Regions from separate parts of the Homo sapiens genome. Here region 1 is linked to region 2. A link is an interaction called in ENCODE POLR2A ChIA-PET data of the cell type or tissue named here. Cell type or tissue: OCI-LY7. All regions are shown on one strand. Links, peaks and the distances in the headings refer to the core of each region. The heading gives the core; the rest is flanking DNA.

What was found. Peaks named below come from ENCODE experiments on the same cell type or tissue, not always from the same donor. Only the 100,000 strongest peaks of a DNase experiment are listed, where the experiment ranks them.
Region 1: POLR2A ChIA-PET joins it to region 2 with 8 read pairs; 6 of 35 experiments call an interaction of 5 or more read pairs at or near these places.

Annotation. Positions count from the first base shown.
Region 1 is chr2:42,664,591-42,680,950 of GRCh38, reverse strand. All of the region lies in intron 8 of MTA3 (metastasis associated 1 family member 3), which reads right to left. Among named protein-coding and RNA genes, the nearest start is that of OXER1, 91 kb to the left of the region's middle. RefSeq lists an enhancer at 6,608-6,902 and a silencer at 6,608-6,902. In OCI-LY7, for the core only: no CTCF peak of the experiment used is centred there; no DNase peak of the experiment used is centred there; H3K27ac peaks cover 515 bases.
Region 2 is chr2:42,589,587-42,605,946 of GRCh38, reverse strand. All of the region lies in intron 3 of MTA3 (metastasis associated 1 family member 3), which reads right to left. All of the region lies in intron 2 of LOC105374555 (a long non-coding RNA gene), which reads left to right. Among named protein-coding and RNA genes, the nearest start is that of MTA3, 29 kb to the right of the region's middle. In OCI-LY7, for the core only: CTCF peaks have their summits at 6,907 and 7,113 (motif pointing right); DNase peaks (open chromatin) are centred at 5,706, 6,116 and 7,096; H3K4me3 peaks cover 1,739 bases; H3K27ac peaks cover 2,824 bases.

The sequences.
Region 1 (16,360 bases), core at 7,402-12,401, 72 kb before region 2:
GGCCAACACAGTGAAACCCCGTCTCTACAAAAAAACAGGCATGGTGGCATATTGCCTGTAATCCCAGCTACTCAGGAGTCTGAGATGAGAAAATCACTTCAGCCCAGGGAGGTCGAGGCTGCAGTGAGCTGAGATCATGCCACTGCACCCCAGCCTGGGCAACAGAGTGATGCCCTATTTTTTAAAAAAGAAGGCATTTTCCTCCAATCAGAACAATGAATAACTAGGTTCCAAAACTTCGAGGTTTGAAAAACCTTTGATTTAAAGAGAGTCATCCATAGCATGTACATACATGTGTATGTGTAACAGGAAAACTGAAAAGCAACAAAATCATCTCTGCCTATGTCGCGGATTAGCACATGGGTGCTGCAAAGTGATCTAATTCTTGCCCAAGTGAGAACTAGTTCTGTTTTTCTCCCCACCTCTCACCCCCACCCAGACTTTCTAACACATAAACTTAAAGTCTTGCACCTTTTACGCAAAGTATCTCCTGCTACTTATTAAAAATTTCACAAATGGGGATAGCTTCACTTCTACGCAACAATAGAACTCTTAAAAATTTAGCTTTTGGCTTAAGTCGTGCATCTCCAAGCCCGCCACCAGTCAAGGTCTCAGTGCCAGCTATGCCACTGCAGCTGTCACTATGGCCCATTAGAACACTGCTAACTCGAAGATCAAGCAATTCTGGAGGTGCTTAGGGCTCTGGGGTGCTGAACGAAGGTGCTGGTAGCCTTAGAAAAGAACCAGAGAAACCTAATACTGCTTTGGTTTTTTTAAAGCATCACTTAGGAGTTGCTATCCCAGAAAATCCAGAAATAGAAGTGCTTCCCCTAGAATTGACAGAAATGAAAGATAAATATGAACGACCTCAGGTGAAGTGTGCCAGATAGGATTCTTCTCAGTGGAAAAGACACTAAAAAATGGTTTTGTATAACTTGAATAGTTTGTATATTATATAATCTTTTCTAGATAGATGCTACAGAATTCTTTTAATCTGTTACATTCACCTACCACACTTTATTATAAACACACTTAGAATCATCTATAAATACTCAATGTAAATTGTTTTGAGTCTTAAAGAAAAGAATCCAAAGTGGGGAAAAAAAAAAACAACACACAGCCATCTAATTCATTACCTTAAAAGATATTCTGTTTGTCTGATGAGGAACTATGGTGCTGGTTGTATTTTTGCCAATGAAGTTTAGCATGGAGGTAATCCTTGGTGTAGCTTAAAAAACGAGTACAGCCATTCTTTAAAATGAAGAAGGCACTGTTGTTTATATTTCCTGTAGGCAGCTGGAGAGATCTGTGTGACACAAGATGCTTCTGCATGGGTTCCCATGAATCTTCTGTTCTTGTTTATATAATGTGGAACAAATAACTCTTCTTTGCCACCACTGTGCCTTAGGTAACTGTGTGTGCCAGTCAGAAGTCTGACACCACGTTTTCCTTCTAGGCTATCATGCCCTATCTGATCATCTTTCCTTGCTTCACTCTGTGCTTTAGTGAAGCCTAGTTGCACATTGGCCTTTCTGTGCGGTTTTCAATTTGCTTAATGATAGCGGTTACCCCAATTGTAACTTATATAACTTTAAACAGAATCACACTATTCCCCGCCTTAGTTGAGCACAGAACAAAGGCAATATAAAATCTGGGGTTCACGCACAAGTTGGGATGAGAAGGGGAGTGAGCCATAATATCATGGAAAATTATACTTTCTAAGTATAATCGCAGTGATGTTTCTCTCAAAGTATTTTTCTAGCCTAGAATTCATTTTACCTTCATTATTCCTGTGAAGTAGGTAGGGCAAGTATGAGGGGAAGTTGGGTGCTGAATTTTTAGGTCAAAGACTGATAATAATACAAGGTATTTGCTCATTGTAGAACCTGGGGCACCAGATCAGTTAACTGCTCTGAGACTCACTTTCCTTGTTTGTTAAATGAGAAGAATATCCATGCTGCCTACCTCACAGGCTTGTGAGGGTCAAATGAGAATGTATGTGAAAGATCATTTCTTATTTGTATTTTTTTAAAATAGCTTTTAAGTGATCCCTCACTATCTGGTAGGAGACTGTAGGAGAGCTCAAATGTCAACTAACATCTATTAAAGTGAAAACATTATTAGCAAAAGTATGCATTAATATGTATGTATATGTATGTATACACACACACACAGTGATGCATTAACTAAGATAATGATAAGGGTATAGATTATGAATTTGTTCACCGAGTAACGGCAGTATTTAGAACATGTAAACATGTTTAGGTACAGTAAATAACTGCTTTAACAAGGGTTGACATCTCACTTAAAATCAATCATTGGGGCCAGGTGCGGTGGTTCACACCTGTAATCCCAGCACTTTGGGAGGCCAATGCAGGCGGATCACTTGAGGTCAGGAGTTTGAGACCAGCCTGGCCAATATGGTGAAACTCTGTCTCTACAAAAATTAGCTGGGTGTGGTGGCAGTCACCTGTAATCCCAGCTACTCAAGAGGCTGAGGCAGGAGAATCACTTGAACCCAGGAGGTGGAAGTAGCAGTGAGCCGAGATCACGCCACTGCACTCCAGCCTGGGCGGCAGAGTGAGGATCTGTCAAAAAAAATAAATAAATAAAAATAAAAATAAATCATTGGCTTTCACAAAACAGAAGTAGGGATTTCATGAACAATTTCCGAGTTATAATCATAACAAAGGCCACTGGCCATGTGTAGTCTTCTGTTGTATGTGTCACAACCATGGAACAATGACTTCCAACTTTGAAGTGAATTTCCTCTCACTCTTCTGCAGCAGAGGTTGAAAAAAAAAAACAAAACACAAGAATTGATCTTGGTTCTTCAGCTTTTGCTCTGCAAATTTCAGAATCAGCTAAATTCTGCAGCTAAGCTAACTAGACAGACTGTGTAGTTTAGCTGTAGTATGTACTTTTACACACTTCTACATCAACTCCATTGTACATACAATGTAGTATGTACCCCATTATTCATGATTTTACTTTCCAAGGTTTCAGTTACCCGTAGCCAACTGTGGTCTGAAAATAGATGAATATAGTACAGTAAGATATTTGTGTGTGTGAGAGAGACAGGGAGGGAGCGCACTGTATTAGTCTGTTTTCACACTGCTGATCAAGACAAACCTGAGACTGGGAAATTTACAAAAGAAAGAAGTTTATTGGACTTACAGTTCCACATGGCTGGGGAGGCCTCATAATCATGGTGGAAGGCAAGGAGGAGCAAGTCACGTCTTACATAGATGGCAGCAGGCAAAAAGCAAGAGGTTGTGCAGGGAACTCCCATTTTTAAAACCATCAGGACGAGGTACGGTGGCTCATACCCGTAATCTCAGTACTTTGGGAGGCTGAGGCAGGCGGACTGCCTGAGCTCAGGAGTTTGAGACCACCCCTGGACAACACGGCGAAAACCCATCTCTACTAAAATACAAAAAATCAGCCAGGCATGGTGGCACATGCCTGTAATCCCAGCTACTCAGTAGGCTGAGGCAGGAGAATCACTTGAACCCAGGAGGCGGAAGTTGCAGTGAGCCAAGATTGCGCCACTGCACTCCAGCCTGGGTGACAGAGCGAGACTCCATCTCAAAAAATAAAAAATAAAAAAAAAATAAATCAGATCTCATGAGACTTATTCACTATCACGAGAACAGCACAGGAAAGACCTGCCCCCATGATTCAATTATCTCCCCCGGTGGTCCCTCCCACAACACGTGGGAATTATTGAGTTACAGGATGAGATTTGGGTGGGGACACAGAGCCAAACCATATGAAGCACAGTCACATATCTTTTATAATGGTATATTCTTATAATTGTTCTATGATTATTCTTGTTGATCTCTTACTGTGCCTAATTTATAAATTAAACCTTATGTTAGGTATAGTGTAGAGAAAAAAAAGTCTGATTCAGTGCCATCCTCAGCTTCAGGCATCCACTGAGGGTGCTGAAATATATCTTCTCTTGGAAAAGAAAGACTACTGTAATTATTGTTTCTTAATAACTAACCTCATGAAAATGAAAAGAAAGATCAATAGCATTTAGGGACCTTTTCAGTTAATAATCCCATAAACAATTATTTTTTAAACCTTCTAAATTTACAATAAATGAAAAAACTAAAAGATTAAAAGATACTCAAAAATGCTAAAATTCCTCAAAATAAAAATAATTTATCTTTTTCTTTGGAGACAGGGTCTCACTCTGTTGCCCAGGTTGGAGTGCAGTGGCATGATCTCAGCTCACTGCAACATCTGCCTCCTGGGCTCAGATGATCCTCCCACCTCAGCCTCCCAAGTAACTGGGACTACAGGTGCATGCCACAATGCCCAGCTAATTTTTGTATTTTCAGTAGAGACAGGGTTTTGCCATGTTGCCCGGGCTGGTCTCCAACTCCTGGGCTCAAGCGATCTGCCTGTCTTGGCCTCCCAAAGTGCTGGGATTACAAGCATGAGCCACTGCATCTAGCCAAAAGAAATTTTTATAATTAACAGGGGCTCTGAAACCAGTCACAGAATTAAGTGCATTTTTCTCAGCTGATGCTACACCAACCACTCAAATCATGAATGGATTTTCAGTTTTGTGTTCATGTTAAATGAGTGAAACTGCTTTTCTTATGGATACTTTTTTAAATGATGATGGGCTGTTACCTAAAGGGCTTCAAAGAACTGAAGTAGTATCTTAGCCTTCATCAAGTGATTATGACAAAAAATGATTATATTCATTGTTTCAAAGGTTCTACTCTTTAGTGTTTAGTTTGTGTTCCTGAACACTGAAGGAACCATTTGCTTTCAGAGGAGGAGCTCCTGTACTGTCTCAAATCAAATGAGAAAGAATACATTGGAATTACTGTTCACCAGGAGATATGAAACCTCCAAAGCGCACATTTATACCAAAGACCAAAGGAGAGGAGAGTAAAGCTCAGAATGTGTAGAAAGTAAACACTCATCAGGTGTGTACACTGTGGAGTTACTAGGAAATAATTCCTTTGAAACTGACCAACTTCATAAAGGAAACCAGAGAATCATATTATGTGCCAGAAGTCCATATAAACCCCATCTTTCTGATACACACAGAAGTTTCTTTTGAATGGACTTTACGTAGTCTAATCTTACCCTTAAGAGCTTTACATGAATACAGTTTCTATAACAGAAGAGACAAAATCCAGTAGAGAAAATGTAGGGTAAATAAAGAAAATAAGCTAGGAAAAGACACAGTAACATAACACAGGACCAACGACTTGCGGTTTATCAGTAAGATAACACAAATTTGAAATGCCAGAGAAGTTTGAAAAAATGAACAACTAATTGATTGTTAGAGAAGGCAGAATAGTGATTTCCTAACTGGAGAGGAGCAGAAGGGAAGCTGTTGAGATACTGGTAATGTTCTTTACCATCTAGTGGTGGTTACACGAATATATACACAGGTAAAAATGTTTAAGCTGTGTAACAAACTGTAGGGCACTCTATATATGTTACCATATGTATACCTCAATTTAAAATAAGAAAAAGAATTTTGAGGCTGGGTGCGGTGGCTCACACCTGTTAATCCCTGCACTTTAGGAGGCCAACGCAGGCGGACCACGAGGTCAGGAGTTTAAGACCAGCCTGGCCAACAGAGTGAAAGCCCATCTCTACTAAAAATACAAAAATTAGCTGGGTGTGGTGGCATGCGCCTGTAGTCCCAGCTGCTCAGGAGGCTAAGGTAGGAGAATCGCTTGAACTCAGGAGGCGGCTGTTGCAGTGAGCAGAGACGTCACCATTGCACTCCAGCTGGGTGACAGAGTGAGACCTCGTCTCAAAAAAAAGAAAAAAGAAAAGAAATAGAAAAGGAATTTTGAAACTAAGCATTAAAAAGCTAAAAGTTGGCCAGGTACATTGGCTCAGGCATGTAATCCCAGAGCTTTTGAGAGGCCCTGGGAGGCCAAGGCAGGAGTTCGAGACCAGCCTCAGCATTAATTTTTTAATTTTAAAATTTAATTAATTAAAAAATTTTAATTAGCTGGGCACAGTGTTGAGTGCCTATATTAAAAAAAAAAGAAAGAAAGAAAACTAGGCCAGGCGCAGTAGCTCACGCCTCTAATCCCAGCACTTTGGGAGGCCGAGGCGGGCAGATCATCACGAGGTCAAGAGATCAAGACCATCCTGGCCAACATGGTGAAACCTCGCCTCTACTAAAAACACAAAAATTAGCCGGGCATGGTGGCACGCGCCTGTAGTCCCAGCTACTCGGGAGGCTGAGGCAGGAGAATCCCTTGAACTCAGGAAGTGTCAGTTGCAGTGAGCTGAGATCGGGCCACTGCACTCCAGCCTAGTGATGGAGTGAGACTCCGTCTCAAAAAAAAAAAAAAAAAAAAAGAAGAAGAAAACTAAACTAAAAGTCTTCCCTCCAGATTAAATACTTTGCAAAGATACCATGTTTTCAATAGAGATACCAATACACATTGCACGATCCATTCAAATCTAAATTGTAAAAATCTTAAGAACCCAGCACAAGCTGTTCTCTCTGCCAAAAAGCAGTGAAGGTGTTGTCACATTTCATCTCATTCATAACAGATGGAGATGACAAAAAGAAGTATTTTAGGAGAAAGACTGACAAGTAAATCTTGGCAATGGAATTCTCATCTTTTGTTAAGCAGAACCACACTATGGGTAGATTGGACTATTGTTCAGCAAATATTCATTCCCTCCCCCACACCTCCACAGGAGAGTATTCTTCCACTCCACTGATGTTGGGCTTGGCCATGTGACTTGCTTGGCAAATAGGATGTTAGGATATGTGACATAACTGAGCCTTGACAAGTGTTTGCACATTTGGCCTTGCCCTCTTGTGCTACTGAGTTTTGTCCATGGAGGATGAGAAATACATGGAGCAGATCTGGACCCAACCTATAGCTTGGCACCTACATCAGAGCCCAGTCTAGCTCAGCAGAATCCTAGACAATCTGCAGATGAGTGTATCAGAAATCAATGCTTGTTGTTATAAGCCACTGAAATTTGGGCAGTGTAATAGATGTGTTTTCCTCTTTGAGACTAAAGAACTTAATTCACCTAGTTGCCAGAAGTGTTGTGAATAAGACAGTCCTCAGCTGCTGATCTTTTTCGGAATTATTTCAATTCAAGAACAATTCATCGTGAAAGTCCACACACTCTTCCTGGAGCAACCTGCATCCAATAATGCAGGGCTGTAAAGGCCCAGCTTTTCACCCTGATTTGGGATGCCACAAATCAGCTGGAGTCAGCTGAGGCCTTCATTCGATTGTATCCACCTCCTCCCACTAGTCAATCCTGCCTCCTTGCCTTTTATTCCACAAGTGCTGATCCCAAGGGGAATCCCTAATAAATTTCCCACATAAAAACTGCTATCAGAATCTGCTTCCAGGGAACCCAACCTGTAAAATGCAGTATTATGACAACAGCTAACTGATACACATATACTATATTCAATACTAACTGCAAATGCTCTGCAACTGATGGCTACGTCCCAAAAAACTCATCATAGGTTGAAAATATCATAAGTCAAAAGTGCATTTAATACCCTGATAAACCCATTGTAAAAAACAAAACAAAGCAAAAATTGTTAAGTTGAACATCCTAAGTCGAGGGCCATCTGTACTGATTTGTTCAGTTACAATTTCACAAAAACTTCACATATATACCTCCTACAGGAATTACAGCATTCAGAATATCACATCTATTTAAAAATTAATAACCACATTCTTTTTTTCCAAGCAGAGGAAGATTATAATAAACTCTCATGAGTAAACCTCAAACTGATATGGACAAAGTTTTTCATATGCTGGTCTGGTGTGGTGGCTCACACCTGTAATCCCAGCACTTTGGGAGGTCAGAGGGGGGCGGGGGTGGATCACTTGAGGTCAGGAGTTCAAGCCCAGCCTGGTCAACATGGCAAAACACCATCTCTACTAAAAATACAAAAATTAGCTGGACATGATGGCGCGCACCTGTAATCCCAGCCACTTGGGAGGCTGAGGCAGGAGAATCGCGTGAACCCAGGAGGCAGAGGTAGCAGTGAGCTGAGATTGCACCATTGCACTCCAGCCTGGGTGACAGAGGCAGACTCCGTCTCAAAAAAAAAAAAAAAAAAGCTTTTTATACGTAAAAAAGTTTGCCATCTACTTTCAATTTTTGCTTTAATGCATAGATATAACAAAACCCCTCATCCAACAAACTTGCTAAGGCTTAGCTGGCATCCACTCAAATCAACCTAAAAGACACCCTGAGTCATGTTCTTGTGTGTACTCACACCTTTTGATTACTTTTTTTTTTTTTTTTTTTTTTTTTTTTTGGAGATGGAATCTTGCTCTGTGACCCGGGCTAGAGTTCAGTGGCACGATCTCGGCTCACCGCAATCTCCACCTCCCAGGCTCAAGAGATTCTCGTGCCTCAGCCTCCCAAGTAGCTGGGATTACAGGCGCCCACCACTACACTCAGCTAATTTTTTTGTATTTTTAGTAGAGATAGGGTTTCACCATGTTAGCCAGGCTGGTTTTGAACTCCTAGCCTCAAGTGATCCACCCGCCTCGGCCTCCCAGAGTGCTAGGATTACAGGCGTGAGCCACTGCACCTGGCCTATTTTTTTTTTTTTTTAATAGAGAGGAGGACTTACTATGTTGACTCAGGCTGGTCTCAAACTCCTGGTCTCAAGCTTTTAAGTGATCTTCCCACCTCAGCCTCCCATGTACCTGTGATTACAGGTGTACACCAACATACCTGGCTCTTTTTTATTATTATCACAAGAAAGCTACAGGGGACAATAGGTCACAGTGACCCCATGTCCCCAGATGTCATTTCCAAACTTACTATGAGCGTAATTAAAAGTTATTGCCACCTGGCTGTGATTCTTGGCACAAACCAGACAAATATGTGAAAACAACTGTGTGAAGACACTGGAGAACCAATACAGGCAAGGAGAGGTGATGATCCCTCTGAAAAGTGTAATAGTTGAGTTTCCACACTGATCTTGGCCTTTATCATGAGGGTATTTTCTAGACTGCTATAAGGTGAAATCGAGCCAAACAGCAAGTTTCCTTTTTTACTAGTCTGATGTGACAAGCATCAGACCTTGATGTTGCCAGAGTCAGTAAGGCCCAGGGAGCAAAATACTGGGGAGGATCCTATTCCAGGCCCTAACAGAAATCTCAAGACATGGAAACAATTGGTAGCACACATGTTCTCTGACCACATTCTCAAAGGCAATTAAAATAGGTAGATGAGCCACACTTCCTTCTAAATTAACTCACAAGTTAAATTAAAAATTATAAGGCAAATTAGTGAATATTTAGAACCAAATGATAATAAAAATACTACATACTAAAAGATATGTGCTACAGCCAAGGTGATAATTAGAGGGACATTCACAATCTTGTATGTTTATCATGAAAAGTAATTTTAAAAAGGTCTTAAAAAGGCTAGCAAAAGAATATTAGAGTAAACCTAAAGAAAAGCAGAAGAAAATAAGAGTAAAAATAAACAGAATATGTACCACTTTTTTTTAATTACCAAAATTAAGTTCCCATTCTTTTAGATAACTAATAAAGAAACCTCAGGCAAAACAATCAAGAAAAAAAGGTTATGTGATACATATAAACAATAACAAGAATGAAAATCTATTTGTAACTACAAATACGGCAAACTGTTTAAAAATACTGTAAAAATGTTAAATTTGAAAATTTTAGGGGGAAATATATAATCTCCTAGATGGACATAACTGACCAAAATGGACTTAAGTAGAACAAAAATTTATTCTAATTATAAATCAGATTATAACCATAACCCACACTGAAGGACATTCTACAAAATAAGTGGCCTGCACTCTTCAAAATACCATGGTCATAAAACACAAAGAAAGACTAACGAATCGTTCAGGAATGAAAGAGACTATGAAGATACAACAACTAAATGTCACAAGTGATTCACAAGGAAATCTTGGGCCAGAATTTTTTTTTTCTTTTGCCATAAAGAACATTACTGGGACAACTAACAAATCTGAATAAAGTCTCTAGATTAGACAACAGTACTGTAACAAGGTTAATTTCCTGAGTCCGATTATTATACTGAACTAATATATGAGAATATCCTTGGTTTTTATTTTTAGGAAATACTCTTTCAAATATTTAGCAGTAGAGGGACATTTATTCTGAAATTTTACTTTCAAACTGTTAAGAACTATATATATATATATATATAGTGTTAGAGTTTATGGAAGGCCATTATTTTGGACTGAGCTCTCGCACTAGGCCCCAGCAGATCAGACTAGAAAGCAGTCACTTGTGCTTAGTGCCAAGATTCACAGCAACCAATCAGAAGGGGCCAGTTTACCTGAGTAGGCATAAGGAAGTCCTCTCTATTTTAAGGAAAGCAACTTTGAAACAACCAATCTGCTTCTTGTTCCCTGTTTCTGCTTTTCTTCAGCCCTTTCCTGTCTATAAAGCCAATCACCTCTGCTCAGCTCATCAGAATGCTTATTCTACTTTATAGATAGAATAAATGAAAGCCAATTAGATGCTTAAACTAAATTCTCTAATTTGTGTCATTTGACAATAATAATAATAAAGCAAATGTGGTAAAGATGGTAACAACTGGGGAATCTGGATGAAGTGAATACAGGAAGTCTTTGCACTATTTTTGTATTACCACAAAATACAAAGTTTTAAGATTTTTTTTTTTTTTTTGACACGGAGTTAAGCTCTTGTTGCCCAGGCTGGCGTGCAATGGCGCAATCTCAGCTCACTGCAACCTGCACCTCCTGGGTTCAAGCGATTCTTCTGCCTCAGCCTCCCAAGTCGCTGGGATTACAGGCATGTGCCACCACGCCCAGCTAATTCTTTGTATTTAGTAGAGATGGGGTTTCACCATGTTGGTCAGGCTGGTCTCGAACTCCTGACCTCAGATGATCTACCTGCCTTGGCCTCACGCCTGGATTACAGGCATGAGCCACCATGCCCAGCTAGTTTTAAGAAATTATAACCACAAGCCTTCCACTAACTCATACTTGTAAATACAAATCTTTCCACCAATTATCCTAGACAAAGTTGCTAAAACAATTCTCTTTCTATTTCTCCCAAGTTCAAATCTACAGTGCCTTTCTGATGTTTCTATATTCATGTGAAATTTGTAGGAGAAAAAGTAAAAGGCTGTATTTACCCCAAAAAAGAAAAAATCTCATTAAAGCTTAAATTTAAAAGGAAAAGATGGATTAATAGACCATAAAACACACAAACAATTCTCCTAGGATAGTCTGCAGCGTCTCCACACTCATCTGTAATAGATCATCAACAAAAAGACGTGTGTGTAATGTAGAATATTATTGCTTTAATGATGTATTTAGCAGGAAGAAAAATTTCGTGTTTCCTATTTTTTACTGCAGTGCTAGTCCATTAGTACTAATTCTAATTTTATAGCCTTGGAAACATGAACAGTACCCGTGATAAGTTTTTCATGGGTTTTTAAGTTATACGAATCCCCATCAATTTTATGTCCATTTTGAAGTCTAGATTTCTGACATAAGTTGATATCTAAAATGCTAATCAAAAGATTAATATTTTCTGGCCAGGCGCAGTGGCTCACGCTTGTAATCCCAGCACTTTGGGAGGCTAAGGTGGGCAGATCACTTTGAGGTCAGGAGTTTGAGACCAGCCTGGCAAACATGGTGAAAAGCCCATCTCTGCTAAAAACACAAAAATTAGCCAGGGGGGCAGGGGTGCTTGTAATTCCAGATATTCAGGAGGCTGAGGCAGGAGAATCGCTTGAACCCAGAAGGTGGAGGTTGCAGTGAGCCAAGAACTAACCACTGCACTCCAGCCTGGGTGACAGAGCGAGACTACCTCCCAAAAAAAAAAAAAAAAAAATCTGTATTTTCTGTTGTGCCTTCTAAACTATCCTCAATTCCCAGTACCCACAAGGCCCTAAATGAAACAAGACTCACAAACAAACAGAATGAAGTACGTGATTGATGGCTAGCATTTTTATAAAGCGTTAGTATCTGAAGAATAATAATACTGTTAGGTCAACTTTCCCTCATCCAAAAAATAAATTGTCTTTTCTAAGTTATTCTTGATGGGAAATTTTTTTTTGAAAAAATTATAGCTTGTTTTAAGAGGAAGATTATATGAAAGATTATATTAACAGCCTTTGTTCACCACTTTTAACTCTTACAGTGACTTCTTGTAACAATTATATTAAATGGTATGGTTAATCATAGCCTAATGACCATATTTAAACTTGATAATCTACTAAAATAATAAACACGGCATGACAAAATACCTATCAGACAATCAATAAGGCTATAAAATCAGAAGTAAATGAGGCTCAACAAAGATTATGGGTGAAAAAGACAAATGCACCATTGTCGTCTTCTCAACAATAACAACTAATATTTATTGAGCTCTGACACTGTGCCAGATACTGCTCTGAACACTTTACAAGTAATTATCTCAATTCATCCTCAAGTTGATGTCATGTGGGAACTCAGCGGCAGCCTTTTTCCGAGGCTGGAAGGTCGCAGGGGTCTTGTTCAGGACCCTGAGGCATTGCCTGCTCTCTCCCAGTAAGGACAGGGCCTCTATGGGGCCTTAAGAGCCAGAAGGGCCCAATGTTTGCAAACATTACCTAAAATGAAGGTACATAAACTGCTGAATAAATCAGTCAGTTGTCTTCCAGCCAACCTGAGCAGCTAATGTTGCAAACAGCTCTAAGCCCTCCACAGAATCCAAGGCCCCCAGAAAAGGAGCCCCCAACTGCCTCTACTTTGAGGAGCCACTGCAGTTCCACTGAGTTCTGAATCCTTGGTTACACGTATCAGCAACTCATAGTGTGGCTGCACTCCCTCTTCCTGCCCATCCATAACCTTCCTGAAGCAGAGCAAGTAGGTTTTATTATTACTACCACTGCTGATGAGGAAACTCAGACAAAGGTAGGTTAAGTAACTTGCGCCGGGCTACACGGATCATACATGAGCTACAGATTGATGGGGGAAAAGAAAGAATCATAAAAATGTCTCCATTTGTACACCTTTGTTCATAGCAGGGTTATTCACAACAGTCAAAAGATAGAGGCAACTCAAGTGGCCACTGATAAAGTAACATAATGTGGTATATACACACAATGTATTATTACTTAGCATTAATAGCTGGGAGTGGTAGCACATGACTGTAGTTCTAGCTATTAATACTTGGTAGGCTCAAGTAGGAGGATCACTTGAGCCCAGGAGTTTGAGGCTGCAGTGAGCTATGATCACGCCACTGCATTCCAGGCTGAGGGACAGAGCAAGACTGACTCTCTCTCTCTCTCTCTCTCTCTCTCTCTCTCTCTTTCTCTCTCTATACACACACACACACACACACACACACACACACACACACAATTTTTAAATGATGGAAATTCTGACACATGGTACAACATTAATGAACCTTGAAAACATGCTAAGTGAAAATAAGCCAGTAACGAAAAACTTATGAGATACTGAGAGCCGTCAAATTCATAGAGACAAAAGTAGAAGGGTAGTGGCTAGAGGGCAGAGGGGATGGAGAGTTAGAGTTTAATGGGGATGAGGTTTCTGTTTGGGAAAATGAAAATGTTCCAGAGATGGATGGTGGTAATAGTTACCAACAATGTGAATGTATGTAATGCCAGAGTGAATCTACTTAATACATTTAAAAATGGTGAAAAGGAGTTTTGAAATTATAATAAAATATATATAACACAAAATTTAAGTGCATCACAGCTGGGCATGCTGGCATACACCTATAATCCTAGCTACTCCTCGGGAGGCTGATGCAAGAGGATTGCTTGATCCCAGAAGTTCAAATCTGGCCTGGGCAACACAGCATGACCCCATCTCTTAAAAAGGATGAGGGGTATGTGGCAGCATGCATGGTATGCTTAAAACTTCCTACAGTTCATAGTGTTCAGACTGTGTGTGTACAGCTCTGGGGATATAATAAAATTAGAATTCAAATACACATATACACATCACTCTTAGTGATGAGACGCTCTCTATAAAACATTAAAATGCTTAAACAAAGGAACAGAAAACAATATATTGCAATGACCTATTTCAATAAGAACCTATGTCCCAGAGAAAGAAGCTAATTTACTCATTCTCAAATATTTAGTGAACACCTATATATATATGCCAGGCACTATGCTTGGTGCTGGGAATTCAATGGTGAGGAAAAACAGATGCAGTAACTACACTAAGGGATATAACAAGCTGGTATGCAGGGAATGGGAAGGAGAGAAAGAGACACAAAATAATCACAAAAATGAGTTTTTAATTATAGACCTGGCTCTCTACATAAGCACATCACAAAGCAACCTGCCCTAAAGTGATGGATTAGCCAAGATGTGGTTTTAAACAGAGTTAACTATGTGGGGCTATGAGAGCATCAGGGAAAGGGACCTGAACATGCAAGTCCTGTGGCAAGACACAAAACCAAAGGAAGGGTACAGCCTGGCTGGAGTCCAGAGGACGGAGGACTGTTTGGGCAAAGGGGCTATAGACAGAGGCCAGGCAAAACTCAATAGTTTTGTTGACTACAGTACCAGTAATGATCTAAGTTTTAACCCTACATGCAATTAAAAGCCACTAAAAGGATATAAGGTAGGAGGTAGCAAAATAAAATAACAGTTACGCTTTGTTTTGTTTTGTTTTTTTCAGATGGAGTCTCGCTCTGTCACCCAGGCTGGAGTGCAGTGGCACGATCTCGGCTCACTGCAACCTCCGCCTCCCGGGTTCAAGTGATTCTCCTGCCTCAGCCTCCCGAGTAGCTGGGACTACAGGTGCGTGCCACCACACCCAGCTAATTTTTTGTATTTTTAGTAGAGACGGGGTTTCACCGTGTTAGCCAGGATGGTCTCAATCTCCTGATCTCGTGATCCACCCACCTCAGCCTCCCAAAGTGCTGGGATTACAGGCGTGAGCCACGGCACCTGGCCAACAGTTACACTTTTAAAAGATCAGATATAACATAGAAATCAGAGGTGTTCCAGGACACAATTTCCTCCCTCCTAAATCAACACAGCTTGGCCTTTCTCAGAACCAGACCTGGCATTAGGCAACCTAAATTTCTAGTCCTGATTATGTCACCAATTAAATGTCAGTCCTTATACAATGTATTGTTTTGTCCCTTCGGCTCATCACCTGTAAAACAGTCTTCTCTAGAAGGCGCATCAGGCTCCAAACTAACTCAAAAACTTCTTTCTCTTTTATTCTTACCCCTCCTCCCCAAATTATTTAGTCTTCAAAGTCCAGGCAAAAGTGTAAGCCAGTACCTTCACTTTGGCAGGTCTAAGGCTTCGATCCAGCTCCCTCACAATGCTCATGACATTCTGTTCTTCAAGCCAGGGGAGTGCAGACCTTGCTCTGGCCAACACCACCAAACAGGGAGTCAGAAGCTGTAACTTCCATCAACTAACTCACTGCCACTTACTAACTAATGCAGGATTTCCTTGGTTCTAAGGAATTTTGTTCCCATGGGGGTAATGGTAGAAAGGATCAATGTAAGTACTGTAAACCTACTTTTTCTTTCTTTCTTTTTTTTGAGAGGAAACTTGCTCTGTCACCCAGGCTGAAGTGCAGTGGCACAATCTCGGATCACTGCAACCTCCACCTCCCTGATTCAAGCGATTCTCCTGCCTCAGCCTCCCGAGTAGCTGGGACTACAGGCACGTGCCACCACATCCAGCTAACTTTTGTATTTTTAGTAGAGATGGGGTTTCACTATGTTGCCCAGGCTGGTCTCGAACTCCTTTGACCCACCTGCCTTGGCCTCCCAAAGTGCTAGGATTACAGGCGTGAGCCACACTGCCCAGCCCTATATTCTTCTTTGTATATTGTATAAAACAGATCTTATATTTTAACAAAACGAGTGAAACCTATAAAGCCCCCATGGCTTCAATGTTTTTTAACAATTATGAATCTTATATATTTTAGATTAGCAGTGTTTGAAATTCACAGCTCAACTATATTCATAACAGATTTCAAAATGAGGATGTGAGAACTACTGATGTGCAAACAGTTTAATTACCTGCTCCCAATACATTATTGGTGATTTGACAAGTAGCATAAATTGTCTCGGATAAATCGATGTCAGATTAGGAATGCTGACAGCCCATTGAAGTCCTCAGAATAAAAGTCACAAAGAAAATCACTTAGGAAGGGCTATCAGGTTTCAGCAGTTCCACAACCCTGCCCTCTCTGCAGGCCTCTCAAAGAGGTCTTCAGATCCAAGGTTTGATCACCTAATAGAAAAAGGTGCTAAAGCGATCAGAATAGGACCGTAATTAGTCGGCAGTGGTGGCGGACGCCTGTAATCTCAGCTACTGGCTGAGGCAGGAGACT
Region 2 (16,360 bases), core at 4,043-9,042:
CCGTCGGGGAGGTGAGGGGCGCCTCTGCCCGGCCGCCCCTACTGGGAAGTGAGGAGCCCCTCTGCCCGGCCAACCGCCCCGTCCAGGAGGGAGGTGGGGGGGTCAGCCCTCCACCCGGCCAGCCGCCCCGTCTGGGAGCTGAGGGGCGCCTCTGCCCGGCCGCCCCTTCTGGGAAGTGAGGAGCCCCTCTGCCCGGCCAGCCGCCCCATCCAGGAGGGAGGTGGGGGGGTCGGCCCCCCGCCCGGCCAGCCGCCCCATCCGGGAGGGAGGTGGGGGGGTCAGCCCCCCGCCCGGCCAGCCGCCCCGTCCGGGAGGGAGGTGGGGGTGTCAGCCCCCCGCCCGGCCAGTCGCCCCGTCCGGGAGGGAGGTTGGGGGGTCAGCCCCCCGCCCGCCAGCCGCCCCGTCCGGGAGGGAGGTGGGGGGGTCAGCCCCCCTGCCCGCCAGCCGCCCCGTCCGGGAGGTGAGGGGGCGCCTCTGCCCGGCCGCCCCTACTGGGAAGTGAGGAGCCCCTCTGCCCAGCCAGCCGCCCCGTCCGGGAGGGAGGTGGGGGGGTCAGCCCCCCGCCCGGCCAGCCGCCCCGTCCGGGAGGTGAGGGGCGCCTCTGCCCGGCCGCCCCTACTGGGAAGTGAGGAGCCCCTCTGCCCGGCCAGCCGCCCCGTCCGGGAGGGAGGTGGGGGTGTCAGCCCCCCGCCCGGCCAGCCGCCCCGTCCGGGAGGGAGGTGGGGGGGGTCAGCCCCCCCGCCCGGCCAGCCGCCCCGTCCGGGAGGTGAGGGGCGCCTCTGCCCGGCCGCCCCTACTGGGAAGTGAGGAGCCCCTCTGCCCGGCCACCACCCCATCTGGGAGGTGTACCCAACAGCTCATTGAGAACGGGCCAGGATGACAATGGCAGCTTTGTGGAATAGAAAGGCGGGAAAGGTGGGGAAAAGATTGAGAAATCGGATGGTTGCCGTGTCTGTGTGGAAAGAAGTAGACATGGGAGACTTTTCATTTTGTTCTACACTAAGAAAAATTCCTCTGCCTTGGGATCCTGTTGATCTGTGACCTTACCCCCAACCCTGTGCTCTCTGAAACATGTGCTGTGTCCACTCAGGGTTAAATGGATTAAGGGCGGTGCAATATGTGCTTTGTTAAACAGATGCTTGAAGGCAGCATGCTCGTTAAGAGTCATCACCAATCCCTAATCTCAAGTAATCAGGGACACAAACACTGCGGAAGGCCGCAGGGTCCTCTGCCTAGGAAAACCAGAGACCTTTGTTCACTTGCTTATCTGCTGACCTTCCCTCCACTATTGTCCCATGACCCTGCCAAATACCCCTCTGTGAGAAACACCCAAGAATTATCAATAAAAAAATAAATTAAAAAAAAAAAAAAAGAAAAGAAACATTCAGAGCAGACCAAGTAAGAATTATCGAGCAACACTAAATTCAGCAGCAGCAAGGATAGACTCACAAAGTTACAGCATAAAACACTGCAGAACATAAACATCAATAAGTTACTGTAAAAGGGGCTTTATTTTTCACATTTCATTCCAGTGCTTTTCAAAATTCTTCTTTCAAGATTTAACACAAAGTGGATGGGAGACTAAACTTAAGAGTTACACTGGACGCCGGGCGCAGTGGCTCATGCCTGTAATCCCAGCACTTTGGGAGGCCGAGGCGGGTGGATCACCTGAGGTCAGGAGTTTGAGACCAACCTGGCCAATATGGTGAAACCCCATCTCTACTAAAAGTACAAAATATTAGCTGGGCATAGTGGCGGGAGCCTGTAATCCCAGCTACTCTGGAGACTCAGGCAGGAGAATCGCTTGAACCCAGGAGACGGAGGTTATAGTAAGCCAAGATCACGCCATTGCACTCCAGCCTGGGCGACAAGAGCAAAACTCTGTTTCAAAAACAAAGAGCTGGGTGCGGTGGCTCACGCCTGTAATCCCAGCACGTTGGGAGACCGAGGCAGGCGGATCACAAGGTCAGGAGATCGAGACCATCCTGGCTAACACAATGAAGCTCCGTATCTACTAAAAATAGAAAAATTAGCCAGGTGAGATGGTGGGCGCCTGTAGTCCCAGGTAGTGGGGAGGCTGAGGCAGGAGAATGGCGTGAAGCCGGGAGGCGGGGCTTGCAGTGAGCCATCACTGCACACCAGCCTGGGTGACAGAGCCAGACTCCGTCTCAAAAGAAAATAAAAAGGAAAGAAAGAAAATTGTGTTGACCTCATAGACCCCCTGGAAAGGATTTCAGGAACTGCTGAACTAAATGCAAAAGAAATCTTACCTTAAAGTACATATTAAATGAAAACCAAAAATTGGCTAAGTATGAGTTTTTTACTTTACTGACTTTAAGAAATTTACCACAGAAATTTTATTTCCACAGTGTGAGATACAAGGACTCATCAGTTATTCTATAGCAAATCAGGATCCCATCAGAAATTTAAGCTATTTCTGCTTTATATTTATTCAAAGAACACTGCATCGGGCAAAAGCTGCCCAATACTGTAATAAATTCCAAGTCCATATGGAATTTTATATAGTCTCAACATGCTACTGTACTATTTTTCACTTGCTATCAATTTTAAAACAAAGAATCAGAACCAAATTATCTAGCACCAACAGAGCACCATCCATCCTCTAATTCATTAACACCCCAGCAAGCAGCTTCCTAAAACACAATTTCTATTTCTCCCGTTTTGATAAAAAGGCCTCAATAACTTCCAACCAACCACCATTAGGGTAAAAACTAAACTTTCACGGCTTATACATCTAACAATCTGCCTTGCCACATGTTTTAACAAGGACCTGTGTTCTCCCTTCCACCCTACCCCCAGCAAAAAAAAAAAAAAAAAAGTAAATTTATTGATGTGCCTACCAACGTGTTCTGAGGCTATGAGGAAGCCATAAAAGTCCTACCCTGAATTACAGTCCATCCTGGATTCCAGGCAAGAATATATACCTTCAGATTTGGTGAGTACTATAAAATTACACAGCATACTCTGGAAGCATGACAGAGGAAATTCATGTCATGTAGCTTGATGAGCCAGCAGAGGCTTCTCTGAAGAAATCAGTCTGAACGGACACCAGAAGGGAAAGGGGGTGGATGGCTGGGCCCCTGTCTTTGGTAATTAGAGAACACTCCTCTGGATAAGGATAGCCCAGGTATCTGTACTTGGGCTTGGTCTGACTGAGGGAATTTACTGCTTTTCCCTTCACATCCTGCTAACTCAGCTAAAAACCTCATTAGGGAGTGTCTCCCAGTTTTAAAGCTCAAAATCCCTCATTTAGAGAACCCCTCAGTCCCCAGCAAATGAGGACAATTTGATCACCCTAGCCCTCATATTACCCAAATGAAGCATTAAACTTATGGTACCATAATAGCTAAAAATTTAAAAGACTGAAAGAACATAGACCAACTGGAGTTCTCATACATTAACAGAGGAAGTGAAAAATTGGTCCAACCACTTTGGGAATCTGTGTGGCAAAATCTACTGAAGTAAAATTTCTGTGACAAGTTTCTTCCACCACATGAACCAACAATGTTTCTCCTAGGTAATTACCCAAGAGAAATGAGAGCATAAGTACACCAAAAGACCTGTACATGAATGTTCATAGGAGCTTTATTTGCAGTAGCCAAAAACTGGAAATAAGCCAAATGTTCAGTAATAGGAGAACAACAACTAAGGCTGGGTATGGTGGCTCACGCCTGTAATCCCAGCACTTCAGGAGGCCGAGGCAGGTGGACAGCTTGAGCCCAGGAGATCCAGACCAGCCTAGGCAACAGGATGAAACCCCATCTCTACAAAAAAATACAAAAATTAGGACTGGGCAGTGGTTCACGCCTGTAATCCCAACACTTTGGGGGGCCAAGATGGGTGGATCACCTGAGGTCAGGAGTTCGAGACCAGCCTGGCCAACATGGCAAGACCCCCGCCTCTACTAAAAATACAAAAATTAGCCGGGCAAGGTGGTGGGTGACTGTAATCCCAGCTACTCAGGGGGCTGAGGTGGGAGAATTCCTTGAATCCGAGAGGTGGAGGTTGCAGTGAGCCAAGATCATCCCACTGCACTCCAACCTGGACAACAGAGCAAGACTCCATGGGATCAGACAAAAACAGCTGGCAGTGGTGGTGCACACCTGAAATCCTAGCTACTCCAGAGGCTGATGCAGGAGAATTACTTGAACCTGAAAGGTGGAGGTTGCAGTGAGCTGAGATCGCAACCCTGCACTCCAGCCTGGGCAGCACTGCAAGACTCTGTCTCAAAAAAAATTAGGTGGGCTTCGTGGCGTGAACCTGGAATCCCAGCTACTCAGGAGGCCGAGGTGGGAGAATCCCTTGAGCCTGGAAGTTCAAGACTGGCCTGAGCAATATAGTAACACCTCATGTCTACAAAACAAAACTTAGAAAGTTAGTCGTGTGGCGGCACGCACCAGCGAGAGGGTCACTTGACGGAGACCCTGCCTCAAAACAACAACAACAAAACAGACAAGGCAGTGCTCAGTGCTTACACAGTGTTGTGAGCAGTATTTATTTACAAACAGCCACACTGGAAAAACTTAATAGTTCATAGCGTATTGGATAGACTACACAAAAAGGTCTTGCCTCTGTAAGAGGGAATAATTAAGCCCCAGGCTGAGCACTGCTCCACACTCACTTAACAAATCACAGATGCAACAACCAAACATCAGGCTGTTTCCAAGTAACTTAAATGCATCCCAGAACAAAGTTCAAGTTGATTTATAATAATAAAAAATGGGTCAGGGATGGTGACTCACACCTTAATCCCAGCACTTTGGGAGGCCAAGGCGGGTAGATCGTGAGATCAAGAGATGGAGACCATCCTGGACAACATGGTGAAACCCTGTCTCTACTAAAAATACAAAAATTAGCCGGACGTGGAGGCGCATGCCTATAGTCCCAGCTACTCGGGAGGCTGAGGCAGGAGAATTACCTGAACCCGGGAGGCGGAGGTTGCAGTGAGCCAAGAACACGCTACTGCACTCAAGCCTAAGCGACAGAACATGACTCCATCTCAAAAAGAGAAAAAAAGAAAAAAGAAAAAAATCCAGAGACAAACTCTACTCAGCAAATAAAAGATGTAAAAGAAATGAACCATTGAGCTAATCACAGTGGCTTACGTCTGTAATCCCAGAACTTTGCGAGGCCAAGGCAGGCAGATCAGCTGAGGTCCGGAGTTCAAGACCACCCTGGCCAACATGGCGAAACCCCATCTCTATTAAAAATACAAAAATCAGCCAGGTGTGGTGGCGCATCCCTGTAATCCTAGCTACTAGGAGACTGAGGCACAAGAATCGCTTGAACCCAGGAGGCAGAGGTTGCAGTGAGCGGAGATCACACCACTGCACTCCAGCCTGGGTGACAGAGCAAGACTCGGTCTCAAAACAAAACAAAGAAACATGGGCCTGAATGGGAAAGGGGATGCAAAAAAAAAAAAAATTAATAAAAAGAAACATGGGCCATATATACTATAGGATGTAACCTTTTTCAAACCTTTAACCAGTTTGGAAACCAAAAGTCAGAAAATTAATAGTCTACCATGGACAAAATGGAAATAAGAATCAGTTGGAGGGTAAAGGATTATAACTTCACTTCCTGCAACCATCTGCTATAGTACATTTCATTCTGGGAGCCCTTCACTAACAAATTTCTTCTAATCCTGTTGCCCTTTCCCCTTTACAGCTGTTCATATGAAAAGACAGACAACCACAAGCAAGTTTTTTTGTTTTGTTTTGTTTTTTTTGAGACAGAGTCTCGCTCTGTTGCCCAGGCTGGAGTGCAGTGGCGCGACCTTGGCTCACTACAACCTCTGCCTCCTGGGTTCAAGCGATTCTCCTGCCTCAGCCTCCTGAGTAGCTGGGACTACAGGAATGTGCCGCCACACCCAGCTAATTTTTTTTGTATTTTTAGTACAGACAGGGTTTCACTGTGTTAGCCAGGATGGTCTCAATCTCCTGACCTCGTGATCCGCCCGCCTCGGCCTCCCAAAGTGCTGGGATTACAAGCGTGAGCCACCATGCCTGGCCCATAAGCAAGTTTTTTAAAAAGTCTTGAAATGGAAAACATTTCCCTAACTGTATAGAGAACAGAGTAGTCTGAAAACCACCTAAACAAAAGAAGAAATGAAACTCCTTAAGCTACAAAAACCCACCAAATGAGTCAACCATATTATACCTTAATGACAAAAAGAATTAAACAAAAACAGGAAATAAAATATTTTATTTTGTTATCTTTAGGGATATCTTTACAACATCTTAACCTTGAATAATTTTCTACCATGATGAAATTAATTCCTGTCAGGAACTGCAGTTTCACCCACATGAATTACCACTACTCTTTTCTTTTTTTTTGGAGATGGAGTCTCACACTGTCGCCCGGGCTGGAGTGCAGTGGCGCAATCTCGGCTCACTGCAACCTCCACCTCCCAGCTTCACGCCATTCTCCTACCTCACCCTCCTGAGTAGCTGGAGGCGCCCGCCACCACACCCGGCTAATTTTTGTATTTTTTTTAGTAGAGACGGGGTTTCACTGTGTTAGCTAGGATGGTCTCGATCTCCTGACCTTGTGATCCACCCGCCTCGGCCTCCCAAAGTGCTGGGATTGGGATTACAGGCATAAGCCGCCGCGCCCGGTACCACTACTATTAAATGTAAAGCAAGTTTGGCTAGCCAACTATTTTTATAATGTTGCTAGAAAGATGCACAAATCCCCATAATATGAAAACATGTGCAGCTTTAAAGACTCATAGAAGTCTTATAAACATGGACACGATGCAACACTGGCTCAGGAAAAACTTGCGGAAAGGAACTGGCATGAGGTACACTGAAAGGATATGGGACATTAGCCACCGTCCTGAGCCCTGAGCTGTCACCACTAGCAAACGAAGTTAAAAAGGAGAGCAGCCACAACCATTCTCCACATTCCTAGGTGTCAAGAAAGGGGCAGAGTGAACTAAGGCTTCAGATGACCATTTTCCAACTTCCTGGCTGGAAGGGACAACTGAAAATGCATGCCACTAGCACAACTCTAGAAAAGCCTCCAGTGGTACCCACTTCCCATGTATGTCAAGGCTTCTGTGTTAATGTGAAAGTCCTCCAGGGGGCCCAGTCAAAGCTACTGTTTTCTGCATGTCTTATGATTTGTAGGGGCTTTTATTCATTTAATCGCTACAAAAACCCTCAACACAGGAAGGGTAATAAGGTAGAAAGTATTAATGAGTCCCTTGTAAAGATGAATTAAGGCTCAACAACGTTAATTTATCTGCCCCATAATGCCAAATTATACAAACATATAACAAAATGCAGTATATTTATCTTATCCAAAATAAATTTTAAGGAGATAAATAAAACATACAAAAGAAGCATTTAGAGGACAGGATACTAATCCAGTTAGGTGACCTTAGACCTAACCAAGGACTCAACCAAAAAATACAGAGGGTTTAAACAGATTATGTATAAGGTCCTTACAGGTCTAAAATTCCGTGATTTGGAATGCTAAATGAAAAATACTTTGGACTACCTAAATATAGAGGCACTATATTAAGGTAAAAGCACTATTTAGAAATAGAAGTAGTGAAGGCCAGGCGCGGTGGCTCACGCCTGTAATCCCAGCACTTTGGGAGGCCGAGGCGGGTGGATCACGAGGTCAGGAGATACAGACCATCCTGACTAACACAGTGAAACCCCATCTCTACTAAAAATACAAAAAATTAGCTGGGTGTGGTGGCAATAGTCCCAGCTACTCAGGAGGCTGAGGCAGGAGAATCACTTGAACCCAGAAGGTGGAGGTTGCAGTGAGCCAAGATCATGCCACTGCACTCCGGCCTGGGCAACAGAGCAAGATTCTGTCTCAAAAAAACAAAAAGAAAAGAAAAGAAATAAAAATAGTAGCAAAAAGATCCGGAATTCAGTGAATGTACACTATACTTCAATAAAAAGATTTGTTTTAAAAAGATAACTTGGCCAGGCGCAGTGGCTCATGCCTGTAATCCTAACACTTTGGGAGGCTAAAGTGGGCAGATCGCTTCACCCCAGGAGTTCAAGACCAGCCTGGGCAACGTGGCAAAACCCTGTCTCTACAAAAGGATACAAAAATTAACCAGACACGATGACACACAACTGTAGTCCCAGCTACTCAGGAGGCTGAAGCAGGAGGATCAGTTGAGCCTGGGAGGCAGAGGTTGCAGTAAGCTGAGATGGTGCCACTGCACTCCAGCCTGGGCAACAGAGCAAGACCCCATCTCAAAAAAAAAAAAAACAGGTGGGTGAGGTGGCTCACACCTGTAATCCCAGCACTTTGGGAGGCTGAGGCGGGCAGATCACAAGGTCAGGAGTTTGAGACCAGCCTGGCCAACATGGTGAAACCCCATCTCTACTAAAAATACAAAAATTAGCTGGGCGTGGTAGTGCACGCCTGTAATCCCAGTAACTCAGGAGGCTGAGGCAGGAGAATTGCTTGAACCCAGGAGGTGGGGGTTGCAGTGAGCCGAGATCATGCCACTGCACTCCAGCCTGGCCAACACAGCAAGACTCCATCTCAAAAACAGAAAAAAAAAAAAAAAAAAAAGATAACTTGTCGGCCAGGTGCAGTGGCTCACTCCTGTAATCCCAACACCTTGGGAGGATTAGGCAGTAGGATCACATGAAACCAGTACTTTGAGACCAGCCTGGGCAACACGGTGAGACCCCATTTCTACAAAAATAATAATAATAATAATTTTTTAAAAAGATGGCCAGGTGTAGTGGCTCATGCCTCTAATCCCAATTCTTTGGTAGGCCGAGGTGGGCGGATTGCCTGAGCTCAGGATTTCGAAACCCGCCTGGACAACAAGGTGAAACCCCGTCTCTACTAAAATACAAAAAAAAAATTATTCACCGGGCAATGCAGTTTGCTCCTGTTGTCCCAGCTACTCAGGAGGCTGAGGGAGGAGAATTGCTTGAACCCGGGAGGCAGAGGTTGCAGTGAGCCAAGATCGCACCACTGCACTCCAGCCTGGGCGACAGAGCGAGACTCTGTCTCCAAAAAAAAAAGATAACTTGTGGAAAATTTTAGATTAGCTACTTCAAGTATAAAAATGATTTTCATTCTGTAAGTCCACAGACAGCAAAAAAAAAATTAAGGATTTTCAATCAACTAGTCACATGAAAATATACAACATGAGCCTGTATTCTTCCAGACCACAAATTAAGCCACACAATGACAGAAGTAAAGCTAACACAAGGCTTTCTAAAAAGCTTAAGAATATCTAATTGCTGGAATGCCTCATTTAATGATCAATAAGCAATGTGACATCAATTTTAAAGTATTAATACAGTACTTGCTTTGTTCACAAAAAATATAAACCATTAACATTCAGAAGACCAGATCAATAAGAAAATGTATATCATAAAACATAATTAACTTGTCAAATAATAAACCTTTATAATATTTACAGTTGATAATAATCTGGTTAATGAGACACAAACTTGCCATAACTGCCAATTACAAAATGTCACTTACAAAAATAAAAACTCCATAAAATAGCAAGAGAAAAATGTCCTTTTAAATGAAAGTTGATTACTTTAATGCTGTGATAAAAAATAGATTTTATGCCAACTCCAATCAAGGGGTAACAGCTGGCTAGAAAGGACCAAGTGGGCCCAAGGGCAGAGTAAGGACTCAGTATCTTGGTTGGGCCCTGGCTGCAAAAGGAGAGTAGCAGGCTGACTGAGGTCTATGTGCCTACACACTTCATAGACTAAGAAACAAAAAGCCATGGGCTATGTTCTCAAAATGTAAAATGTTATAAGAAAATACAACACACATCTTAAAAATCAACTATGTTTAGCTTTATTCCTAATAAACTTTGTGACTGAAGTACAAAATTAGAAATAAGAAAAAGTTTTTCAAATGCCAGGATGACCTTTTATTGTTCTTTTATTTTCCCTTCTCTCTTTAGTATTTCTCTCGGAAGTATTAAGATTTCAAAAACTGGGCAGAATGAATCACAGACAAATGCTTTCAGAAACTTAGATGGGGACATATATAATGTAAGATGGACTTAACTTACATGTAGAATAAAATGGACTTACATGTAAAAGCATTTAGAGTGTCTGGTATTATGTGTTAGCTCCTACTATTATTGTTAAATCATTATTGTAACTTATTACTAAGTCATAAGTTACTAAGTAAAAAGTTACAATAATAATTTTTAAAATTTTTTCCAGTCCTATGTGATCTGAAAAAATATATATATACCCAAATACCGTTTACTTAAACATGGGAAGGTAGAGGACAAGGAAAGAAGAAAAGCTAAGTAAAATGTATTTCCTTGTTCTAATAGGAGAAGAAGTCACGGAAAAATGTAAGGTTAAACACGTCAGTTTACAATTAGGAATATCTGCTTTACTTCCTTTATTGGAGTAACTAAAGGTTTCTTTTATTATTTTCCCCCTACAAATTAATTTAGCAAAAGTTAAACTCAAAATAGGCAAAGAATATAAACAGTTCACAGAAAAGGACACACATGTGGCCTTTTAAAAATATAAAAACATGCCGGGCACAGTGGCTCACGTCTGTAATCCCAGCACTTTGGGAGGCCGAGGCAGGCAGATCACGAGGTCAGGAGATTGAGACCATCCTGGCTAACACGGTGAAACCCCATCTCTACTAAAAACACAAAAAAATTAGCCGGGCATGGTGGCAGGCACCTGTAGTCCCAGCTACTCGGGAGGCTGAGGCAGGAGAATGGCGTGAACCTGGGAAGTGGAGCTTGCAGTGAGCTGAGATCGCGTCACTGGACTCCAGCCTGGGTGACAGAGCGGGACTCTGTCTCAAAAAAAAAAAAAAAAAAAAATGAAGCTCCTGTTTAGCCTTACTACCTTGGTTTTGAATAAGAATAGATAACTATGGCCCAGTGTGGTGGCTCACACCTGTAATCCCAGCACTTTGGGAGGCCGAGGCAGGCAGATCATGAGGTCAGGAGATCAAGACCATCCTGGTTAACACGGTGAAACCCCATCTCTACTAAAAAATAAATAAATGAATAAATAAATAAATAAATAAATAATTAGCCAGGCGTAGTGGCAGGCTCTTGTAGTCCCAGCTACTTGGGAGGCTGAGGCGGGAGAATGGCGTGAACCCAGGAGGTGTAGCTTACAGTGAGCTGAGATCGCGCCACTGGACTCCAGCCTGGGCAACAGAGTGAGACTCTGTCTCAAAAAAAAAAAAAAAATATATATATATATATATATATATGTATATTTATATATGTATATATGTATATTTATATATGTGTGTATATATATATTTATATATATATATAAAAAGATGTTCCACTTCAGTCATAAGAAATTTAAGATACAATCCCACCAAGGCACCATTTTTAATCTGTAAGATTAGTAAAGATTAAAAAATTTAATCCTAGGCCTGGTGCAGTGGCTCCCACCTGTAATCCCGGCACTTTGGGAGTCCGAGTTGGGTGGATCACCTGAGGTCAGGAGTTTGAGACCAGCCTGGCCAACATGGTGAAACCCTGTCTCTACTAAAAACACAAAAAATTAGCCGGGCATGGTGGTGCACACCTGTAATTCCAGCTACTCAGAAGGCTGAGGCATAAGAATTGCTTGAGCCCGGGAGGCAGAGGTTGCTATGAGCTCAGATCATGCCACTGCACTCCAGCCTAGGGACTGTCTTTTAAAAAAAAAAAAAAAAAAAAAGGGGCCTGGCGCATGGCTCCCTCCTAGCACTTTGGGAGGCCAAGGCAGGTGGATCATCTGAAGTCAGGAGTTCAAGACCAGCCTGGCCAACATAGTGAAATCCCACCTCTACTAAAAATACAAAAATTAGCCAGGCATGGTGGTGTGCGCCTGTAATCCCAGCTACTTGTGAGGCTGAGGCAGAAGAATCGCTTGAACCTGACAGGGGGAAGTTGCAGTGAGCTGAGATCACACCACTGCACTCTAGCCTGGGTGACAAAAGAAGACGTCTCAAAAAAAAAAAAAAAAAAAAACTTAATCCTATACTGGTAAAAATGGAAGGGAATGGGCACTCATTCATTGCTGGTAGGTGTAAATTGGAAGAATATCTGAAGCAATTAATTTGGTAATATCTGTCAAAATCACAATGCATATAACCATTTATTTTTTATAGAGATGGGGTCTTGCTATGTTGCCCAGGCTGCTGAAATGCAGTGGCTATTCACAGGTTCCATTGTAGTGTACAGAGCAAAACTCCGTCTCAGTAAATAAATAAAGACTCCATATCAATAAATAAATAAAGATAGATGCCATAGTCCTCCGAGTACTAAATGACATATATAGTCACACACCACATAACATTTAAGTCAACAGCAAACCACACATATGAACAACGGTCCCTTAAGGTTATAATGAAGCTGAAAAACTCCAACTGCCCAGTGACACTATAGCGGTAATATCATGGCACAAAGCATTACTCACATGTCTGTGATGATACTGGTATAAACAAACCTACTGTACTGCCCATCAAATAAATGTATAGCACATAGAATTATGTACAGTACTAACACTTGACATAGATAATGACTATGTTACTGATTTATGTATTTATTATACTATACTTTTTTTTGTTTTGACACAGAGTCTCGCTCTGTCACCCAGGCTGGAGTGCAGTAGCACGATGTTGGTCAGGCTGGTCTCAATGTCCTAACCTCAAGTGATCCGCCCACCTCGGCCTCCCAAAGGGCTGAGATTACAGGTGTGAGCCACTGCACCTGGCCAATATACTATATGTTTTATTGTTGTTTTAATTCTATTTAATTTTTTTTTTTTGAGACAGAGCCTTGCTCTGTTGCCAAGGCTGGAGTGCAGTGACATGATCTCGGCTCACTGCAACCACCACCTCCTGGGTTCAAGCGATTCTCCTGCCTCAGTCTCCCAAGTAGCTGCGATTACAGGCCCATGCCACCACACCCAGCTAACTTTTGTTATTTTTTAGTAGAGACAGTGTTTCACCATATTGGTCAGGCTGGTCTCGAACTCCTGACCTCAACTGATCCCCCCACCTCAGCCTCCCCAAGTGGTGGGATTACAGGCGTGAGCCACCGCACCTGGCCTATTGTTGTCTTAGAGTGTATTCTTTCTACTCATTAAGGAAAAAAGGTTAACTGTAAAACAGCCCCAGACAGGTCCTTCGGAAGGTATTCCAAAAGAAGGAATTGTTATCAAAGATGATAGCTCCGTGTGTGTTACTGTTCCTGAAGACCTTCCAGTGGGACAAGATGTGGACTGAGAAGACAGTGATATTGATGATCCTGACCCTGTGTAGGCCTAAGCTAATATATATGTTTATGTTTTCATTGTTAATAAAAAAAGTTTAAAAAGTGAAAATGAATTTTTTTGAGACAGGGTCTCCATCTGTACACCAGGCTTGTGTGCACTGGTGCAAACACAGCTCACTGCAGCCTCAATCTCCCAGGCTCAAGCAATACTCCTGTCTAAACCTCCCGAGTAGCTGGGACCACACGTGCATGCCACCACACCCGGCTAATTTTTAAATATTTTGTAGAGACGGAGTCTTGTTATGTTGCTCAAGCTGGTCTTAAACTCCTGAGCTCAAGTGATCCTCCCATCTCAGCCTCCCAAAGTGCTGGGATTACAGGTATGATCTACTATGCCCAGCCATAAATGAATTGGTTTTTTGTTTTGTTTTGTTTTGTTTTTGAGATAGAGTCTCACTCTGTCTCCCAGGCTAGAGTGCAGAGGCATGATCTCAGCTCACTGCAACCTCTGCCTACTGGGCTCAACCAATCCTCCTGCCTCAGCCTCCCTTAGCTGGGACTACAGGTGTTTACCACCAAACCCGGCTAATTTTTATATTTTTTGTAGAAACGGAGTTTCACCATGTTGCCCAGACTGGTCTCCAACTCCTGGGCTCAAGCAATCTGCCAGCCTCAGCCCCCCAAAGTGCTGGGATTACAGGCGTGAGCCACTACACCTGGCCAAATGAATTTTTCTTAATAGGAAAAAAGCTTAAGGCCAGGCACGGTGGCTCACGCCTGTAATCCCAACACTTTGGGAGGTCAAGGTGGGCAGATCCCGAAGTCAGGAGATAGAGACCATCCTGGCCAACATGGTGAAACTCCGTCTCTACTAAAAATACAAAAATTAGCTGGGCGTGGTGGTGTGCACCTGTCATCTCAGCTACTCGGGAGGCTGAGGCAGGAGAATTGCTTGAACCTGGAAGGCGGAGATTGCAGTGAGCTGAGATCGCACCACTGCACTCCAGCCTGGGCCACTGAGCGAAACTCCGTTTCAAAAAAATAAAAATAAAAAATAAATAAAATAAAAAGAAAAAAAGCTTATAGAATAAGGATATATGATGAAAGAAAATATTTTTGTATAGCCATTCAATGTGTTTGTGTTTTAAGTTGTTATTACAAGAGTCAAAAAGCTAAACAAAATTAAAAGGTTTATGAAGTTAAAAAGTTATAATAAATTGGGTTAATTCATTATTGAAGGAAAACGTTTCCATAAATTTAGTGTTGCCTAAGTGTACAGTGTTTAGTAAGTCTACAGTGGTGTACAGTATGTACTAGGCCTTCACATTCTACCACCACTCACTCACTGACTCACTTCAAGGCCTGGAATCTCCATTCATGGTAAGTGCCCTACACAGGTGTATCACTTTTTATCCTTTCTACTGCATTTTTACTGTACTTGTTCTATGTTTAAATATGTTTAGATAAACAAATACCCAAAATTGGGTAACACCTGCATACAGTATTCAATACAATAACATGTGTACAGATTTGTACCCTAAGTACAAATAGGCTATACCACATAGCCTAGGTGTGTAATAGGCTATACCATCTAGGTTTGTGTAAGTACACTCTATGATGTCCACACAAAGACAAAATCACCTAATGACGCATCTCTCAGAACATATCCTTGTCACAAAGCAATCATGGCTATGTTCTGCAGACTGCTCAGTAGCAAACGATGAAAAATACCCTAATCCTCTACCAGTACACAGTGGTCAAATTACAGTACCTCAAAGTGTGGAATAACACACAGTCATGAAAACTGGAACACAGTTTTAAAAAAAGCAAACAGGCGGGCAGATCACTTGAGGTCAGGAATTCGAGAGCAGTCGGGCCAATGTGGTGAAACCCTGCCTCTACTAAGAATACAAAAATTAGCCAGGCATGGTGGTGCACACCTGTAGTCCCAGCTACTCAGGAGGCTGAGGTGGGAGAAGTGCTTCAACTCAGGAGGCGGAGGTTGCAGTGAGCCGAGATCGCACCATTGCACTCCAGCCTGGGTGACAGAGCGAGCGAGACTCCACCTCACAAAAAAAAAAAAAAAAAAAGCAAACATGAAAAAAAGCAAGCCCAGTTTCTCAGTCCATTTTGGGTTGCTATAAAAGAATACTTGAGGCTGGGTAATCTACAAAGCAAAAAGGTTTATTTGGCTCACAATTCTAATGGCTGTAAAGTTTATGACTGGGCATCTGCATCTGATGAAGGAATCAGGCTGCTTTCAGTCATGGCAGAAGGTGAAGGGGAACCAGTATGCAGCGATCACATGGCAAGAAAGGAAGCAAGGTTGGAGGTGTGCTGGTTCTTTTTAAAAACCAGCTCTCTAGGGAACTAACAAAGTGAGAAGTCACGTCTACTCCAGGGAGGGCATTAATTTAATCCATTCAAGAGGAATCTACTCCCATGACCCAACCATCTCCCATTATGCCCCACCTCCAACACCAGGGATCAAATCTCAACATGAGTTTGGAGGGCACAACATCCAAACCACAGCACGCAGGAAAAGGGCTATAGTGTACCCAAAGTCTCCAAAAGAAGAACCTGTCTCTTGGGTGTATAAGAAGACATTCTAAGGGGTACACAGAAACATAGGTTTAAGATCAACACCCACATGCTCCTACTGATCTGCCTGAGAACTAGCACAAGCTCAAGGCATCAGACTGATCTCTCCTCATCTCCACTTCTCACAACTGCCCTTGTCTTATATACAGGCATCTCCTCTCAACCACCCTAAATCTTACTGCAGAACTTGGGTGAAACATGGGGAGTAAAAACCTCCAGGATACCAAACAAAGGGACCATTGGTGACAAAAGAGAAATACAATACAGGTCTCTGAGAAGCCTCTAACCCAGATATCAAAAAGTTTCACAGTAGGGTTTTGTGTCCTATACATACTTCAGCCTGGGCAACATGGTGAAACTTGTCTCTACTGAAAATACAAAAATTAGCCGGGCATGGTGGCACATATCTGTAATCCCAACTACTCCAGAAGCTGAGGCAGGAGAATCGCTTGAACCTGGAAGGCAGAGGTTGCAGTAAGCCGAGATGGCACCACTGCACGCCAGCCTGGGTGAAAG